Regions from separate parts of the Mus musculus genome. Here region 2 is linked to region 1. A link is a loop called in an ENCODE intact Hi-C map of the cell type or tissue named here. Cell type or tissue: heart. All regions are shown on one strand. Each heading gives the region's core, and the rest is flanking DNA. Links, peaks and the distances in the headings are about the cores only. Region 1 holds the start of Cyp3a16 (cytochrome P450, family 3, subfamily a, polypeptide 16). Region 2 has its middle 63 kb from the start of Cyp3a41b.

Region 1 (10,359 bases), core at 1,328-9,327:
CAGTGGGAGAGGATGCACTTAGTCCTGATGCTGGTGGATGTCCCAGGGAAGGTGGTACACAAGGGGGACTTCCCCTTCTCTGGGGGGAAGAGGGTGGGGCTATGGGAGGAGGGATCAGTAAGGGTAGGACTGGGAGGAAAAGCGGGAAGTGTGCTGCAATCAGGATGTAAAATGAATACACACACACACACACACACACACACACACACACACACACACACACACACACATATATATGTATATGTGTATGTGTATGTATGTGTATATGTATATGAATGAAAAACCAATGTGACCTACCTGCCGGTTTGTGAAGACAGAAAAACATTCCTTCACTAGCACATTCTTAATCGTCTCTGGGTCCGTGATGACAAAGAGAGGTATTTGACCATCAAACAACCTGTGTGGGGAAGACAGCTGATGAACCAGGTTCTGACGTGAGAGCCACACCCAGACGTTGATCCTAATGCTTCAGGACCCTCACTTTGCTTATACAATGCATGGTCACAGGAGTTCCCAGTTCAGCTTAGGAATTCTGACCATGTACTCAATGGAGTCATTGGAAAATGATAATTAATGTCATTCAAGACACAATGAGCCACTTAAAGACAAATCAGCTCTTTAAGGCACCGCACTTAGAAATAACAAGTGGAAATTTGGCAAGTCTAGATGTGTATATGTGAGAATTGCCCATATCATTTTCTATGAATTTGCATATTTTAAATATTGCAAGGGTCTGGAGCAATGTCTCCACAGTTAAGAGCACATGTTGCTCTTGCAGAGGACCTAAGTTTGGATCCTAACACCTACATTGGGTAGCTCACAATCACCTCTAACACCAGCTCCAGGAATCTCCAATACATCTGGAATACACCAGAGCCAGAGGCAGGCAGATCTCTGAGTTCAATGCCAGCCTGGTTTACAAAGCAAGTCCTGGACAACCAGGGCTACACACAGAGGAACCCTGACTTGAAAAAGAAAAAAAATATTAAAAATACTAGAATATGTCAACATCTGGTGTTGGGATGCAGCTCAGTATTAGGGTACCTGCCTAGAGTGCAGATCCTGCTTTTGATATACTGATATTAAAACACAGAATTTAACTGAGGTGTTTGTATCTACTTCTTCAAAGCTCAGGTAGTCTGGAAGACAGGACAGAAAGAGCATGGGAGTCAGGAAGCAGAGGGGAGAGCTGGATAGGATTTCTTCTGTATTCCTGAATTCACTGTAGCTGGGAGAGCCTCCACATGCTCTCTGCATGACTGTCAACATTCTTGTAAATGAATTATGATCCTGACCCTGTCTGAAGATTTGCACACAGCTAGTTCCTGGAAGGAGAAAATAAGTGGTCCAAAGTTAGAGGCACCTAATGCAGTCAGCTCAGTTCCTGGGATCTATGTGTTGGAAAGAGAGAACTGACTGGTACAAGCTGTCATCTGATACACACTTTTATCAAAAATCTTGGCAGGGGCTGAGTAGATGGTACGACAGATGAAAGGCACCTGTTTCAAGCCTGATGACATGAGTGCAGTAACCTGGAAGTAGAGAAGTAATTTCCACAAGTTATCCTCTGACCTGCATATATGTACCAGCATACTTGTCCCCAATCCAGGAAAAACATATGATGCAAAATAAAACATAAACAATGAAGTCTCTATATGAAAAAAGGAATTGATTTCATGCTAAGCATGAATCATTTACTAAGCCCTTAGCTAGATTAGCCCTCCTCTACTGTCACATGGCATACTAAAGTCAATAATGAAGTGAAGAATGTGGGCTTCTATATGGAAATGACCCATCGTGGCAAGGAGGTGGAACAAGATGTTTGCCAGAGCATATCAGTGGGACCTGAAGCAATGCATAGCATGTCAGGAAAAGAAAGTTTCAGAGAAGAAAACATATTAGAAGAGACAGTAGATAAAATTTGAAGCCTGGGGAGAGACTCAGAATCTCCACAGTTTCAGAGGATTCGGGAGGGGAGATTGTGTGAAGGACATGGGCATTGCGAAAGTGACCAGGTTGTAAACTGAACAAATTAATTATTACTGGAAGAAAAAAAACTCGAATCCATGGAACATCAAAGCCTGTCAAAAAGCCTCAGTGTGCAATGTTTTCATGTCAATTAGACCTTTGAACCCTGGCAGTCAATAGGAGGCATTATCACCTTTACTCATGGCTACATTTCAGGCTGCCCCCATCCTTGCACAAGTGAAGTGCCTCCTCCTAAAAACAGTCAACTGGATGGAACTTTTCAGAATGCTCACCCCCACGTTTTTCCATACTTTTCATAGCACTCCATGTCAAATTTCCATAAACCCTGGAAAGAGAAATAGAATGAAATCCATTACTGTCCTCTATGTACTGACCACTCTGTAGCCAGAGCTTGAAAATCCTCAGATCCCATAAAGACAGGTTAATTGTCTCTGACACAGAAAAGATCTTATTCAGAAATGTTTGATGTGTCAGGAGCAGGATGGATTGGTGGGGAAGTGCAGAATGAGAAAGCAGGACACATGACACCCTGGCATTGTGTCATTGGACTGTGCACACCGACTCACAACGCATACACACAACACACACTAGTAATAATAATAATAATAATAATAATAGCAAAAATGATGATGATGATAATAATAATAATATGAAATGTTTTACAGAATGTGCAAGAGAAGCACAGATCCTGTAGGAAGAAAATCCAGAGCACACAATAGCACAAACTTTGCCATTCAACCTCTGGGTGTGAGCTTGGGAATGTGTGCCTGGAAGAATGACCATGGGCCATGTTTCAAAGCAGGCTACCTACATGGCACATTACATTCTCATTACTCAATTTTCTAATAAGTTTGTTAAATCATACTTTCCCTAGTGTCTTTGATTTTAACAAATCTTTAAAAGAAAAAGAAGAAAATAAACACTCTATGTAGGTAAGGATCTAAGCTGACTGACAACCATCATCCTATCTCAAATATTCTCACTTGCTACTGAGACTCATGCCTAAGATTGCTACCTTAAAGGAAGAGAGGTGGCTGTAGGTCCATCGCAGTACCTAGAGTAGAGCATTTTGCCAAGCATGCATGAGATTTGCATCTCATCCTCAGGGCCAAAACAACAACAACAACAACAACAACAACAAAAGAAAAACAAAAAGAACAACAAAACCTACAACATGTCACTAAGCCAAAAGCACTGGTTGAACTTGCAAAGGGTCAAAGTTCCGTCCCCAGAATCCACATCCTGCATCTTGCCTCCACCTGTAATTTTAGCTCCAGGGAATTGAGAGCCCTCTTCTGTCCTCTATAGGTGCTGCACTCACATGCACACACACACACACACACACACACACACACACACACACACACACACACACACACACAACATTATACACATAAAATCTTTCTAGATGAAACAGTCATTAACCAGGAAGCAGTACCTAAATAAAGAGAGAAGCTAGATTTTTTAGTTCTGAAAAGCCTAAACATAAATAGTACATGCTGAGTCTACTGTTATAGAAAAATCTTCATGGGTTTAAAAATTAAGCAGAGAAGTGAAGTATATGAAATGCCTCCAAAATGTGGGTTTTGGGAGATCTGTGATAAGCTGATGCTTCAGAAATATTCAGAAAAGAACAAAGGTGTCACTCATAAGACCTCATACAAAGAGAAGTTTAATCTAGTAAATATAGATTGGTGTTCTAGAAGTTGGAAAACCCTTCAAGATTTTCTCCAAATAACTACAGCAGTGCCTTCCTGGACTCTACACTGAGCAAGAAACAAACTCTTCCTTTACTGCTCACAAGATCAGAGTATCACATCCTCAGTATCAAGACTGAATGACAGGGAGATCTGGGCATTTTACTCAAGGTGAATTTCAATTAATTGCCACTAGAGCCAGTGAGATGGCTCCAAATGAAAAGGAACTTGCCACCAAGCGTGATATCCTGAGCTATATCCTTAAGACTAAGATTTCAGCAAAAGCAGACTGACTCCCACAACTTGACCTCTGACCTACATGTGCCTGCTGTGCTGTGGCATATACACAACCTCTACCAAAAATAAATAAATGGAGTAGTGACAACGGGAGCTATAGAGATGCTTCAGTGGGAAAAGCACTCTGTGAAAAACAGAATTTGACCCTGAAGATCTGTGTAAATACTTGGTAGGAGATAATAGAACCCATTTGCAAGAGTCAGAGACAAGGGACCCCGAGAGTAAGCTGGATAGCTAAACTAATTAAGTCAGAGAGACTTGACTCAAAGGATGAACTGAAGAGCAATCAGGAAAACACACAATGCCAAACTCTGACCTCCTCATATGCACACATATACATGCATATTCACCTGCACACACATATGGGCACTTGCACAATTGCAAATGCCCATATACATACTATAAAATTACACACACACACAGCATCCACATACACACACATATACCTGCATATGCCCCTGAACACACATATGGACATTCATATACATGCAGATACCTATATACATATTATAAAATATAGATACAGCAAATATCTTATTAGTTTTATATGGCAAAAATAGTCCCAGAGGACCACTGGACATTGATAGGAATCAAGAGAAAACAGAGTATGAGGACCTGATATCTCAGGGTTTCCTCATTAGAAGCATTTAATAGAACTAAGACATTATTGTCCACAAATAGAAGCCATAAGGAAAGCTAAATCAACACTCACCTTGTAATAATTCAGGACAGTGCCTAAAAATGGCAGAGGTTTGGGCCCAGGAATTCCCTGTTTCTTAAAAAGTCCATGTGTACAGGTCCCATATCTATAAGAGAAACAGAAACACTTGTATCCACACACACACAGAAAAGACAAGCAAGACCATCATCAAAAACTGAAACAAATCAACAACTGGGCTCCTTCCTTCCCCATTTTCCAGAGAGCTTTGTGAATAGTGAATTTGCATGTTAGCCAATTGCTGGTATCCATGTATGCTGAGTTCTCATGGATCTAGGGATAACCAAAACTAAGTTAGGTCATAACTAGCCTAAGTGATATCATTAAACTACTGGGGGGTGGCTTTGTTCACTGTGCATTCAATTGCTGTTTTCTGTACCCAAAGATCCAGTGCAGAGCTCTGGTTCAGACTTTGGTATTGTTGTTATCATGAAGCATCTCCTGAGTCAGTATTTGGAAAACATTCTTATCCAGCTTCTTCTGATTGGTCAAATCAAGGATACAACAGCCTATAGCTGGGCAAGAGAGAAAAACGTGAGAATTCTGCGCCCAGAGTGAGGGAGAGGATCTCAGGTGGTACCTGGGGACTCAGTAATCAGGACACAAAGAAGAGAGAGGTGCCAGAGCAAGACTACAATGGCAGGTAATATGCCACAGGGTTGGGAATTAGGATGGGGAGTAGGCCAGGCAGGTTAGAATAGCTCAGAATCTGTCAGCTTAGTGCCTGAAACTCTAATACACACACACACACACACACACACACACACACACACACACACACACACACACATATATATATATATTTCTGTGTAATTATACAAACAAAGAAACTAAGGCTGGGCATAGAAAACCATAAAAGAGGAAGTTGTAGAAGAGCTTGGGTTGGGTGCCTAGCAGATCTGCATAAAGTCATTATTAACATTAAGAAGAGTTAGTACCACTGGGGCTATAGCTCAGAAGTAAACAGTTTCCCTAGCATATATAGGTCTGGCTTGATCTGCTTTATGGCCAAAACATTAAAATGAAAAATGAACTTTGTCCTCATTTCATTTGAGGCCTTCAAGATGACTCCACAAGTAAAGGCATTGACTGATAATGTTGATAATCTGAGTTTGGTCTTTGGGACCCACATAATAGGAGAGAACTGACTCTCAAAATTCCTCTTCTGACCCCCCCCCCACACACACACAAGCACACACATACAAAAACAGATACATGCACACACATACACTATACCATTTGCTGCCCCTAACCACAATAAATAAAAACATGAAAATTTGAAAACTTTTTATAAGCGTTAAGTTCAACTTTTGCTATCTGTTGGAGGAGGGTCTTTCATTCTCTGTATTCAGATGCTGGTTTCTGTACCCTGAGACCCTGATACTCGTCAGAAATGGGCAATCTCATCAATAATAAAGAATCCCCTGTATCAATGGTGTGTAAAGAATACTCCCCAGCTATCTCTTATTGGTTAATAAAGGATTGAACAGCAAATTACTGGGCAGAAGAGAACAAGTCGTTTGCCACAGGCAGGTTAGGGTCCAAGAGAAGAAGGGCCCAAAGGCAGGTAGAGGAAGAAGAAGGTTGCCAGGAGGTCAGGCATGAGAAGAAATCACCAAGAGAGCTCACCATGAAAACAGACATGGAATGGAGAAGACAGGGAAAGGTTACACTACAAGGAAAATGGGGCCTGTGGCAAGGATGTTGAAAGCTTTGTGGGTTAGAATAGCTTAGAATTTGTCCAGTCATAGCACTTAAAGCTTGCTAATGAACTTAGTAGGTCTCTGTCTCAATTATTTAGGAGCTAGCCAGGTTACAAAAGCTACCACCCTTAAATACCATACTAGCTATGAATGTGGAAGTTGTCAGATCCCCTGGAGATATAGTTACAGATGATTCTGAGCTCCATTTGGATGTTGGGTTTCAAACCTATGTCCTCTGAATGGACAGTCAGTGCCCTTAAACACTGAGCCATCATCTCTCCAGCCCCTGCTTCTGATAACCATTTTGATCTTCCTGATAATAACAGAGTAGAGGTCTGAGTATCACCCCTATCCTGAGGACATGGTCTGGGAAGGAACTGGGAAGATCACTCACCGGTAGAGGAGCACCAGGATGATTGCCAGGAGGACCAATGTATCCAGTGAGAGCGCTGAAAATAGGTTCATCTCTGCTTGTCTGTCTGCAATTTTACTCCTCAGTGTTCTCCCTCCAGATGTGTGTGTGTGACTCTCTGTAGGGCTTCCTTTCTGCCTACTCTGCTGAGCCTGAAGTACTTATATGCTGGGAAGGTGGGTGGCACTAGGAATTCAGCCAGTAGATTGATTACCCCTGCATCACCTGGACTTTGGTCGTCTCTTTCCCTGGACAGTTTATATAAGCTCATTCATACCCTATGTTGACTTCCTTTAAGGTAACATTCTGTGTGGCATCAGTAAACAACAGTGCCATGTGAGTAAGGCCAAAGGATCTTGGTTTCTATCAGAAATTCAAGCAAATTCAACAATATGAAACACCCCCTCACCAAGACTGGCTTGATTTAAAAATACACTCAGACAGTAGAAGCAGGAGCCTCAGAATTTCAAAGACAATATTCAAAACCATATGAAATGTTTTAGACCTGCCTGAGATATGGGAGACCATGTCTCATAAAAATTCCTTTACTACATCTAACCTTCAAAATTCAACACCTGTTATCCCTTGACTGTAGTACCAGTGATAAAGAGACAGGTCCTGCCACTCACTGCTGCCTATTGAGAGAGGGAAGAATTATACTCAGTTGTGATCCACTTGTGACTGGTGACAAAGACTCTAATGGACAGTTCCATGCCCACAGTCACACACATGGCACTAAAGTCTTCAGGACACAAAACATTTCACAATATAGGAAGGAGATATTCAGGGAAAAACTAAAGCTGATGGGATTGGGGTAAAGAGAGAATTTAACCAGAATGCATTCTATACACAAAAAGTTGTCACACACACAGACACAGACACACACTGACACACAGACACACACAGACACACACAGACACACAGACACACACACACACACACACAGAGAGAGAGAGAGACAGAGAGACAGAGAGAGACAGAGAGAGGGACAGACAGAGACAGAGAGAGACATAGACAGAGAGACAGAGACAGAGACAGAGACAGAGAAACAGACAGGGAGAGAGATTGATTTAAATTCAAAATTAGCTATTGAAATACAGCCAGCCACAGTAAAACATCATCAGAGAAAGCCCATGGAGTCCTGTGGAAGTGTGAAGGATAGGACTTAGTGAGCCAGAGGGGTTAACAACACAACAAAAAGATCTACAGAGTTAACTAACCTGGAACCTTGGGACTGACAGAGATTGAGCCACTAACCAAAAAGCATGCAGGGATTGGACCTAGGGCTGCTACACATTCATAGAAGATGTTCAACTTGGTCTTCATGAGATTCCCCCAACAATTGCAACAGAGACTGTCTCTGACTCTGTAGCCTGCCATTGGATCCCCTTCCCCTATCTGGACTGCCCAGTATGGCCTCAGTGGGAGAGAATGCAAGTAGTCCTGCTGTGAATTGGTGTCCCAGGCAAGATACCCTAGTAGGAGCTTTACTTTCTCTGAAGAGAAGGAGGGAGGGCAATGGGGGAGGGATTTGTGATGCTGTGACTGGGAGAGGAGGGAGGGGTTGCTGCTACCAAAACTTTTTTTTTTTAAACTTAGAGAAAACAAAAACAAAAAACGAAAAAAACAAAAACCCCAAAAATCTCCAAGCCAAATCAGGATCCAAAAGCTCCTAAGTATAGGAGGGAATACTAAATACGAAGATGGACTTTAGGAAAATCATACAAACAACACTGTGGACTTGAGGTCATAAAATTCATTGTCTTCTAACTGGAACCTCAGAGTGCAAAAGGCCACACAATCAGAGATACATGCATATACATGCACCTAAAACCCACCAAGCTGACATCAGACAGTGATTGCTAATATTTACTGTCCTGAGAACTTTGTCCACAGTAGCTAAGAACATCCAATCTACAACTCTGTGAGGGATAACTGTCACAAGTGAACCAACCATGCCCCAAATGATAACTGATTCAATTAGGGTTGCATATTTCATCCCTAATACAATGAGGGTCTAAGAGATTTCATTTAATTTCAACAATCAGTTCTAAAGTTCAAATTCTCTATCTTTTAAAAATTATTAATTAAAATAAAATTAGATCAACTCCTCACTCCAATTCCTCTAATCTCCCAACTTCCTCTCAAATTCATGGCCCTTTTATCATCATCATTATTATTGTTCCAGGTATAGAAATGTAAATATATGAATACATCCTGTTGAGTTTACTTAGTGTGGCTTAAACATATATGATTTCAGGGCTCATCACTTGGTGCAGAAAATGAGTGGAGGAACTTATCCCAAGGGAAGTTTTAGTCTCCCTCTATCAGGAATAATAATTGCCTGTGGTTCTTCATTTAGAAGAGGGTTTTGTTACCTGTCCACTTTAACATGTCTATTCCAGATGTCATTGTTCAGATCTTGTCTAGGTAATCATATTGTTAATGTTTCATGAGTGTGGCTCCCCTGTCTTTTCTGAGAGACACCATCCGGCAGCAGACTTCTGACTCTTCTGACTCTTACAATCTTACTGCCCCCTTTCCTCAGTGTTTCCTGAGATTTAGGTGTGTGGTTGTGTTGCAGATGTCAAGGTCTTCACATTTGACAGAATCACCCCTGTCTGATGTCATACAGTATTAGTCAGGGATCCAGCACCTCATTCCAACTGGGCTGCTGCCCAATGGGTAACAACAACTTGAACTCATCCCTCAAAGAAGGAGCAAGGTAAGGGGGACCAGCGAGATAACAATAAGGGGTGGGGAAGGTGAAACAGGAATTCTATAGTTCCTTTCCTGCTCTAAAGGATAAGTATTGCTATTGTTTTTATAGCAAAGAAAATCAACAAGAATTTTCACACGATGTTTACTTTCTAATTCTTCCCAGAAGGCTGTCTTGAGGTTAGCTAGTCATTAACACACACATAGCACATCAGATCTTTCAAGTGCCTTTACACTCTCTTTGTGGTCCTCATGATTTTTCCCTGAGATAAGTAAGCTATTGTCCCCATTTTGGAGCTGAAGCAATGACTCAGAAGTTAAGATCATTGTCTGCTCTTGTAAAGCACATGGGTTCAATTCCTTGTAACATTCTTGTGGCTCACAATGGTCTTTAGTTCCATCTCCTGGGTTTTTGTAGTCCTATTTTGGCCTCCAAAGGCATACAGGCATACATATAGTGCAAAGATATGCATGCCAGCAAGACACCCATACATATATAGAATTTTTTCTTAAATCTCTAAAGCCCATGTTATATAAGTGGAGAACTACACAAGTGAATGAAGTACCAAAAAGTGATTGCTACTGGATTTTTTTAATTAAAATTTTTTTTAGGATATAATCCAAAGGATTTTATAAGCCATATCAACCCAGAGACTTAGAATGGAGGGTACCATGCCCACCACATTTATAACTTGCTGCAAATCAAACTCAAAAAAGAGAACAAAGCAATAAATGTGTGCCTTTCTTGTGAGAATGACACCAAAAAAGTCCTAAGCTAAATAGTAACAACAACAAAAACCACAGAGGACATGTCATGACAACCTG
Region 2 (10,359 bases), core at 1,063-9,062, 180 kb after region 1:
TCAGCTCAGTCCCTGGGATCTATGTGTTGGAAAGAGAGAACTGACTGGTACAATCTGTCATCTGATACACACTTTTATCCAAAATCTTGGCAGGGGCTGAGGAGATGGCGCAACAGATAAAGGAACCTGAACCATGCCTGATGACATGAGTGCAGTAACCTGGAATTGGAGAACTAACTTCCACAATTTATACTCTTACCTGCATATATGTACCAGCATACTTGCCCCAATTCAGGAAAAAATATGATGCGAAATAAAACATAAACAATGAAGTCTCTATATGAAGAGAGACTAAGCATGAATCATTTACCAAGCCCTTAGCTAGATTAGCCTGCCCCTACTGTCAAATGGCATACTAAAGTCAATAATAAAGTGAAGAATGTAGGCTTCTATATAAAATGACCCATCGTGGCAAGGAAAAGGAGCAAGACGTTTGCCAGAGCATATCAGTGGGACCTGAAGCAATGCATAGCATGTCAGGAAAAGAGTTTCAGAGAAGAAAACAAATTAGAGGAGGCAGTAGATAAAAGTTCAAGCCTGGGGAGAGACTCAGAAGCCCCACACTCTCAGAGGATTCGGGAGCGAAGATTGTGTGAAGGACATGGGCATTGCGAAAGTGACCAGGTTGTAAACTGAACAAATTAATAACTACTGGAAGAAAAAAAATACCTCGAATCCATGGAACATCAAACCCTGTCAAAAAGCCTCAGTGTGCAATATTTTCATGTCAATTAGACCTTTGAACCCTGGCAGTTGATAGGAGGCATTATCACCTTTACTCATGGCTACATTTCAGGCTGCCCCCATCCTTGCACAAGTGAATTGTGTCCTCCTAAAAACAGTCAACTAGATGGAAATTTCCAGAATGCTCACCCCCATGTTTTTCCATACTTTTCATAGCATTCCATGTCAAATTTCCAAAAACCCTGGAAAGAGAAATAGAATGAATCCCATTACTGCCCTCTATGTACTGACCACTCTGTAGCCAGAGCTTGAAAATCCTCAGATCCCATGAAGTCAGGTTTATTGTCTCTGGCAGAAAAAAGATCTTATTTTGAAATGTTTCATGTGTCAGGAGCAGGATGGGTTGGTGGGGAAGGGCAGAATGAGAAAGCAGGACACATAACACGCTGTCATTGTGTCATTGGACTGTACACACTGACTCACAACGCATACACACAACACACTCTAGTAATAATAATAATAATAATCATAATAATAATAATACACAATTGTTTTACAGAATGTGCAAGAGAAGCACAGATCCTGTAGGAAGAAAATCGAGAGCAGACAATAGCGCAAACTTTGCCACTCAAACTCTGGGTGTGAGCTTGGGAATGTGTGTCTGGAGGAATGACCATTTCAAAGCAGGCTATCTACATGGCACATTACATTCTCATTACTCAATTTTCTAATAAGTTTGTTAAATCATACTTTACCTAATGTCTTTGATTTTAACAAATCTTTAAAAGAAAAAGAAGAAAATAAACACTCTATGTAGGTAAGGATCTAAGCTGACTGACAACCATCATCCTATCTCAAATATTCTCACTTGCTACTGAAACTCATGCCTAAGATTGCTACCTTAAAGGAAGAGAGGTGGCTGTAGGTCCATCACAGTAGCTAGAGTAGAGCAGTTTGCCAAGCATGCATGAGATTTGCATCTCATCCTCAGTATCAAAACAACAACAACGACAACAAAAGAAAAACAAAAAGAACAACAAAACCTACAACATGTCACTAAGCCTAAAGCACTGGTTGAACTTGCAAAGGGTCCAAGTTCCGTTCCCAGAATCCACATCCTGCATCTTGCCTCCACCTGTAATTCTAGCTCCAGGGAATTGAGAACCCTCTTCTGTCCTCCATAGTTGCAGCACTCACATGCACACACACACACACACACACACACACACACGCAACATTATACACATAAAATCTTTCTAGATGAAACAGTCACTAACCAGGACCCCAGTACATAAATAAAGAGAGAAGCTAAATTTTCTAGTTCTGAAAAACCTAAATATAAATAGTACATGCTGAGTCTACTGTTATAGAAAAATCTTCATGGGTTTAAAAATTGAGCAGAGAACTCAAGTATATGAAATGGCTCCAAAATGTGGGTCCTGGAGATCTGTGATAAGCTGCTGCTTCAGAAATATTCAGAAAAAAGAACAAAAGTGTAGATCATAAGAACTCATACAAAGAGAATTTTAATCTAGTAAATATAGATTGGTGTCCTAGTAGTTGAAAATCCCTTGAAGATTTCCTCCAAATAACTACAGTAGAGCCTCCCTGGACTCTACACTGAGCAAGAAACAAACTCTTCCTTTACTGCTCACAAGATCAGAGTATCACATCATTAGTATCAAGACTGAATGACAGGGAGATCTGGGCATTTTACTCAAGATGAATTTCAATTGATTGCCACTAGAGCCAGTGAGATGGCTCCAAATGAAAAGGACCTTGCTACCAAGCCTGATAACCTGAGCTCTATCCCTAAGACTAAGATTTCAGCAAAAGCAGACTGAGTCCCACAACCTGACCTCTGACCTACATGTGCCTGCTGTGCTGTGGCATATACACAACCTCTACCAAAAATAAATAAATGGAGTAGTGACAATGGGAGCTAAGGAGATGCTTCAGTGAGAAAAGCAATCTGTCAAAAACAGAATTTGACTCTGAAGGTCTGTGTAAATACCTGGGAGGAGGTAATAGAACACATGTGCAAGAGTCAGAGAAAAGAGACCCCAAGAGCAAGCTGGTTAACTAAACTAATCAAGTCAGAGAGAGCCAGGTCAAAGTGAGAGACTCTGACTCAAAGGATGAACTGAAGAGCAATCAGGAAAACACACAGTGTGAACCTCTGACCTCAAACGCACACATATACATGCATATTCACCTGCACACACATATGGGCACTCACACACATGCAAATGCCCATATACATACTATAAAATTACACAGGCACACAGCATCCACATCCACACACATATACATGCATATGCCCCTGAACACATATATGGACATTCGTATATGTGCAGATACCCATATACATACTATAAAATATAAACACATACAAATATTTAATTAGTTTTACATGGCTAAAATATCTCAGAGGACCACTGGATTTTGACAGGAATCAAGAGAAAACAGAGTATGAGGATCTGATATCTCAGCATTTCCTCAGTAGAAGCATTTAATAGAACTAAGACATTATTAGCCGCAAGCAGAAGCCAAAAGGAAAGCTAAATCAACACTCACCTTGTAATAATTCAGCACAGTGCCTAAAAATGTCAGAGCTTTGGGCCCAGGAATTCCCTGTTTCTTAAAAAGTCCTTGTGTAAGGGTTCCATATCTATAAGGGAAACGGAAACACTTGCATCCACACACACACACATAGAAGAGAAGAGACAAGCAAGACCATCATCAAAAACTGAAACAAATCAACAACTGGGCTCCCTCCTTGCCCATTTCCCAGAGAGCTTTGTGAATAGTGAATTTGCATGTTAGCCAATTGCTGCTATTCATGTGTGCTGAGTTCTCATGGATCTAGGGATAACCAAAACTAAGTTAGGCCATAACTAGCCTAAGTGATATCATTAAACTACTGGGAGATGGCTTTGTTCACTGTGCATTCAATTGCTGTTTTCTGTACCCAAAGATCCAGTGCAGAGCTCTGGTTCAGACTTTGGTATTGTCCTTATCATGAAGCATCTCCTGCATCAGTATTTGGAAAACATTCTTATCCAGCTTCTTCTGATTGGTCAAATCAAGGATACAACAGCCTATAGCTGGGCAAGAGAGAAAAACATGAGAATTCTGTGCCCAGAGTGAGGGAGAGGATCTCAGGTGGGACCTGGGGACTCAGTAATCAGGACACAAAGAAGAGAGATGTGCCAGAGCAAGACTACAATGGCAGGTAATATGCCACAGGGTTGGGAATTAGGCTGGGGAGTAGGCCAGGCAGGCTAGAATAGCTCAGAATCTGTCAGCTTAGTGCCTGAACCTCTGATATATATATATATATATATATATATGTAAATATACAAACAAAGAAACTAAGGCTGGGCATAGAAAACCATAAAAGAGGAAGCTGTAGAAGAGTTTGGGTTGGGTGCCTAGCAGATCTGCATAAAGTCATTATTAACATTAACAAGAGTTAGTACCACTGGAGATATAGATCAGAAGTAAACAGTTTCCCTAGCATATATAGGTGTGGCTTGATCTCGTTTATGGCCAAAACATTAAAATGAAAAATTAACTTTGTCCTTACTTCATTTGAGGCCTTCAAGATGACTCCACAAGTAAAGGCATTGACTGATAATGTTGATAATCTGAGTTTGGTCTTTGGGACCCACATAATAGGAGAGAACTGGCTCTCAAAATTCCTCTTTTGACCTACACACACACACACACACACACACACACACACACACACACACAAGCACACACATACAAAAACAGATACATGCACACACATACACTATACCATTTGCTGCCCCTAACCACAATAAATTAAAACATGAAAATTTGAAAACTTTTTACAAGCATTAATTTCAACTTTTGCTAACTGTTGGGGGAGGGTCTTTCATTCTCTGTATTCAGATGCTGGTTTCTGTCCCCTGAGACCCTGATACTCGTCAGAAGTGGGCAATCTCATCAGTAATAAAGAATCCCCTGTATCATTGGGGTTTCAAGAATACTCCCCAGCTATCTCTTATTGGTTAACAAAGGGCTGAAAATCAAATTACTGGGCAGAATAGAACAAGTTGTTAGTCACAGGCAGGTTAGGGTCCAAGAGAAGTAGGGCTCACAGGCAGGTAGAGGAAGAAGAAGGTTGTCAGGAGGTCAGGCATCAGAAAAAATCACCAAGAGAGCTCACCATAAAAACACACATGGAATGGAGAAAGACTGGGAAAGGTCAATCTGCAAGGAAAATGGGGCTTGTGGCAGGGATGTTATAGCTTTGTGGGTTAGAATAGCTTAGAACTTGTCCAGTCATAGTGCTTAAAGCTTGCTAATGAACTTAGTAGGTCTCTGTCTCAATTATTTAGGAGCTAAGCAGGTTACAAAAGCTACCACCCTTTAATACCATACTAGCTATGAATGTGGAAGTTGTCAGATCCCCTGGAGCTATAGTTACAGATAATTCTGAGCTCCATTTGGCTCTTGCAATTCAAACCTGTGTCTTCTGAATGGAAAGTCAGTGCCCTTAAACACTGAGCCATCATCTCTCCAGCCCCCGCTTCTGATAATCATCTTGATCTTTCTAATAATAACAGAGTAGAGGTCTGAGTATCACCCCAATCCTGGGGGCATGGTCTGGGAAGGAACTGGGAAGATCACTCACCGGTAGAGGAGCACCAGGATGATTGCCAGGAGGATCCATGTATCCAGTGAGAGAGCTGAAAACAGGTTCATCCCTGCTTGTCTGTCAGCAATTTTACTCCTCAGTGTTCTCCCTCCAGATGTGTGTGTGTGACTCTCTGTAGGGCTTCCTTTCTGCCTACTCTGCTGTGCCTGAAGTACTTATATGCTCGGAAGGTGGGTGGCACTAGGAATTCAGCCAGTAAATGGATTACCCCTGCATCACCTGGACTTTGGTCGTCCCTTTCCCAGGACAGTTTATATAAGTTCATTCATAGCCTATGTTGACCTTCTTTAAGGTAACGTCCTGTGTGACATCAGTAAACCACGGTGGCATGTGGGTAAGGCCAAAGGATCTTGGTTTCTATCAGAAATTCAAGCAAAATCTACAACATGAAACACTCCCTCACCAAGCTGGCTAGATTTAAAAGTAGACTCAGACACTAGAAGCAGGAGTCTCAGAAGTTCAAAGACAAAATTCAAAACCATATGAAATGTTTTAGACCTGCCTGAGATATGGGAGACCATGTCTCATAAAAATTCTTTTACTACATCTATCCATCAAAATTCAACACCTGTTATCCCTTGACTGTAGTACCAGTGATAAAGAGACAGGTCCTGCCACTCACTGCTGCCTATTGAGAGAGGGAAGAATTATACTCAGTTGTGATCCACTTGTGACTGGTGACAAAGACTCTAATGGACAGTTCCATGCCCACAGTCACACACATGGCACTAAAGTCTTCAGGACACAAAACATTTCACAATACAGGAAGGAGATATTCAGGGAAAAACTGATGCTGATGGGATTGGGGTAAAGAGGGAATTTAACCAGAATGCATTCTATACACAAAAAGTTGTCACACACACACACAGAAAGAGAGAGGGGGAGATAGATTGATTTAAATTTAAAATTAACCATTGAAATACAGCCAGCTACAGTAAAACATCATCTGAGAAAGCCCAAGGAGTCTTGCGGAAGTGTGAAGGATAGGACTGAGTGAGCCAGAGTAGTTAACAACACAACAAAAAGATCTACAGAGTTAACTAACCTGGAATCTTGGGACTGACAGAGACTGAGCCACTAACCAAAAAGTATGCAGGGGTTGGACCTAGGGCTGCTACACATTCATAGAAGATGTTCAACTTGGTCTTCATGAGATTCCCCCAACAATTGCAACAGAGACTGTCTCTGACTCTGTTGCCTGCCACTGGATCCCCTTCCCCTATCTGGACTGCCCAGTATGGCCTCAGTGGGAGAGAATGCAAGTAGTCCTGCTGTGAATTGGTGACCCAGGGGAGATTCCCTGGTAGGAGCTTTACCTTCTCTGAAGATAAGGAAGGAGGGCAATCGGGAAGGGATTTGTGATGCTGTGACTGGGAGAGGAGGGAGGGGTTGCTGCTACCAACACTTTTTTTTTAATTTAGTAGAAAACAAAAACAAAAAACGAAAAAACAAAAACCCCCCAAATTTCCAAGCCAAATCAGGATCCAAAAGCTCCTAAGTATAGGAGGGAATACTAAATACCAAGATGGACTTTAGGAAAATCATACAAACAACACTGTGGACTTGAGGTCATAAAATTCATTGTCTTCTAACTGGAACCTCAGAGTTCAAAAGGCCACACAATCAGAGATACATGCATATATATGCACCTAAAATCCATCAAGCTGACATCAGACAGTGATTGCTAATATTTACTGTCCTGAGAACTTTGTCCACAGTAGCTAAGAACATCCAATCTACAACTCTGTGAGGGATAACTGTCACAAGTGAACCAACCATGCCCCAAATGATAACTCATTCAATCAAGGTTACAAAGTTCATCCCTAATACAATGAGGATCTAAGAGATCACGTTCAAAAAGTTCAAATCATTTCTAAAGTTCAAATTCTCCATCTTTTAAAATTACTAATTAAAATAAAATTAGATCAACTCCTCACTCCAATTCCTCTAATCTCCCAACTTCCTCTCAAATTCATGGCCCTTTTATCATCATTATTATTATTGTTCCATGTATATAAATGTAGATATATGAATACATCCTGTTGAGTTCATTTAGTGTGGCTTAAACATATATGATTTCAGGGCTGATCACTTGGTGCAGACAAAGAATGGTGGGACTTATCCCAAGGGAAGATTTAGTCTCCCTCTCTCAGGAATCATAATTGCCTGTGGTTCTTCATTTAGAAGAGAAGTTTTGTTACCTGTCCACTAACATGTCTATTCCAGATGTCATTGTTCAGATCTTGTCTAGGTAATCATATTGTTAATGTTTCATGAGTGTGGCTCCCCTGTCATTTCTGAGCGACACCATCCGGTAGCAGACTTCTGACTCCTCTGACTCTTACAATCATTTTTACTGCCCCATTTCCTCAGTGTTCCCTGTGATTTAGGTGTGGGGTTGTGTTGCAGATGTCAAGGTCTTCACATTTAACAGAATCACACCTGTCTGATGTCATACAGGATTAGTCAGGGATCTAGCACCTCATTCAAACTGGGATGCTCTCCAGTGGGTAAAAAACAACCTGCACTCATCCCTCTAAGAAGGAGCAAGGTAAGGGGGACCAGCGAGATAACAATAAGGGGTGGGGAAGGTGAAACAGGAATTCTACAGTTCCTTTCTTGCTCTAAAGGATAAGCCATGCTATTGTTTTTATAGCAAAGAAAATCAACAAGAATTTCCATATGATGGTTACTTTCTAATTCTTCCCAGAAGGCTGTCTTGAGGTTAGCTAGTCATTAACACACACATAGCACATCAGACCTTTCAAGTGCCTTTACACTCTCTTTGTGGTCCTCGTGATTTTTCCCTGAGATAAGTAAGCTATTGTCCGCATTTTGGAGCTGAAGCAATGACTCAGAAGTTAAGATCATTGTCTGCTCTTGTAAAGCACATGGGTTCAATTCCCTGTAACATTCTCATGGCTCACAATGGTCTTTAGCTCCATCTCCTGGGTTTTTGTAGTCCTATTTTGGCCTCCAAAGGCATACAGGCATACATATAGTGCAAAGATATGCATGCCAGCAAGACACCCATACATATAAAGATTTTTTTCTTAAATCTCTAGAGCCCATGTTATAGAAGTAGAGAACTACACAAGTGAATGAAGTACCAAAAAGTGATTGCTACTGGATTTTTTAATTAAAAAAATTTTTTTTGGATATAATCCAAAGGATTTCATAAACCATATCAACCCAGAGAATTAGTGTGGAGGGCACCATGCCCATCACATTTATAACTTGCTGCAAATCAAACTCAAAAAAGAGAACAAAGCAATAAATGTGTGCCTTTCTTGTGAGAATGACACCAAAAAAGTCCTAAGCTAAATAGTAACAACAACAAAAACCACAGAGGACATGTCATGACAACCTGGATTCAACCCAAATTTGGGATGCCTAGCACAGAATACAATGTGGATATCTGCTGCCCCATTAATGATGAAAGAAAAAGCTATAGGCTTTCAAGGTAGCTCAGAGAACAAAGTTACCTGTCTCCAAACCTGACAACCTGAGTTCAATTCCCAGCATCTATGTGATGGAATAGAAGAATGAATTTCCACAACTTGTCTTCTGGTCTCCAGACCACACACGTATATGCTTACATATAAACAAATAAATATGTAATAAATACTTTTTTTAGACAGTGTTTCAACGGTGTAGCTAGCCCTGGATATCCTGGAATTGCTCTGTAGATCAGTCTGGCCTGAAAGTTGTAGAGATCCTCCTGCTTCTGCCTTCTGAGTGCTGGGATTAAAATAATGTGCCCAGGAATGTGGAGGAAGGCATCATGAGGGTTCAGGATCTGGTGTGTTAAGAGACAGGAGAGAAAGCTACAGGTATTGAAGAGTGAATGAAAATCTGCAGCTCCTGAATGTGAGCTAATGGGGCATCTCTAGGGGATGATAGAGACCTGGAATAGGGAGGGATCTCAGGAGTCAATATGGGAGACCTTAGCTGAGAAGCACAGCAATGTTGATTTGAAACCTGAAGAGGCCACCTCATGTATTTAGGCAGGACCCTCAGTGGAGAAATAAGGACACGAACCCACCCCAAAATTTTTTATCACAAAATTTGGTCTGTCCACAAGAAATGCAGGGATAACGACGGAGCATATACTGAGGGAATGGCCAATTGGCTTTGAAAAAGGCCAGTGGCTTACCTATCCAAGAAGTTACACCCTGTTTCCAGCGGGTGGTTTTCTTGCCTGAAAACTATTGCTGCCATAACACTGCTTGTCAAGGATGCTGATACACTCACTCTGGGACAGCAAATAGGTGTAGTGGCACCCCATGCTCTCAAAAGCATTATCCAAAAGCCCTTTGACTGATAGATAATGACCAACGCTCCTGTGACACATCAGAGCTTCTTGTTGACTGAACAAGTAACCTTCACTTCGCTCCACCTGCTGTCCTCAATCTCACTACACTACTGTGTGAGACTTCACCTACTCATCACTGTACTGACATTCTGGCAGAAGAAAAACTGGTACTTGAAATGATCTGAAGGATAAGATCAGCCTTGTCCTGAGAGTCAATCCTGTACATGGCCCCTAACGTTGCACACTGGGGATCAGATCTCTATCTCTACCCAGGAGCTTGCTTCATTCCTAAATCCCTTGGCTAGCCCAAGTTTTACCCAACAGACTGGAACCATTAATTCAAGCCTCATAGATCACTTGTCCTTGTGTCCTACGTGGTTTTAGAGACTCACCCGGTGAGCAAACAGACGTTTAGGCGGTCGTTAAAACGTGGCTACAAATTTATTATACAATATGCCTTAATAAAAATATTAAAATGGGGGAGATGTTGGGAGCTATTAAGACAACACTATTGTCCTGATCTCTGAATTGGGCCTCTCCCCCCCGAGAAGAAAAGGGGGTCAAAAGCGGGCCACAGACACACCATTCTGAGAACAACCAAAGAATGTTCCAGCCCTAAGTCATTGCCGATGTCCTGACCACACCCTGATACCACCAAGTTTCTGCTTCC

What was found. Hi-C counts contacts between places; a loop is a spot of excess contacts. Peaks named below come from ENCODE experiments on the same cell type or tissue, not always from the same donor. Only the 100,000 strongest peaks of a DNase experiment are listed, where the experiment ranks them.
Region 2: it touches region 1 in a loop (26-fold over the local background); 5 of 42 quality-filtered maps call a loop at or near these places.

The regions. Positions count from the first base shown.
Region 1 is chr5:145,462,772-145,473,130 of GRCm38, forward strand. It overlaps Cyp3a16 (cytochrome P450, family 3, subfamily a, polypeptide 16), which reads right to left and starts at 6,952. Exons shown (of 13, transcript NM_007820.2): 1 at 6,799-6,952; 2 at 4,696-4,789; 3 at 2,262-2,314; 4 at 298-397. The coding sequence starts at 6,869. In heart, for the core only: no CTCF peak of the experiment used is centred there; no DNase peak of the experiment used is centred there.
Region 2 is chr5:145,642,399-145,652,757 of GRCm38, forward strand. It overlaps the pseudogene Cyp3a63-ps. Among named protein-coding and RNA genes, the nearest start is that of Cyp3a41b, 63 kb to the left of the region's middle. In heart, for the core only: no CTCF peak of the experiment used is centred there; no DNase peak of the experiment used is centred there.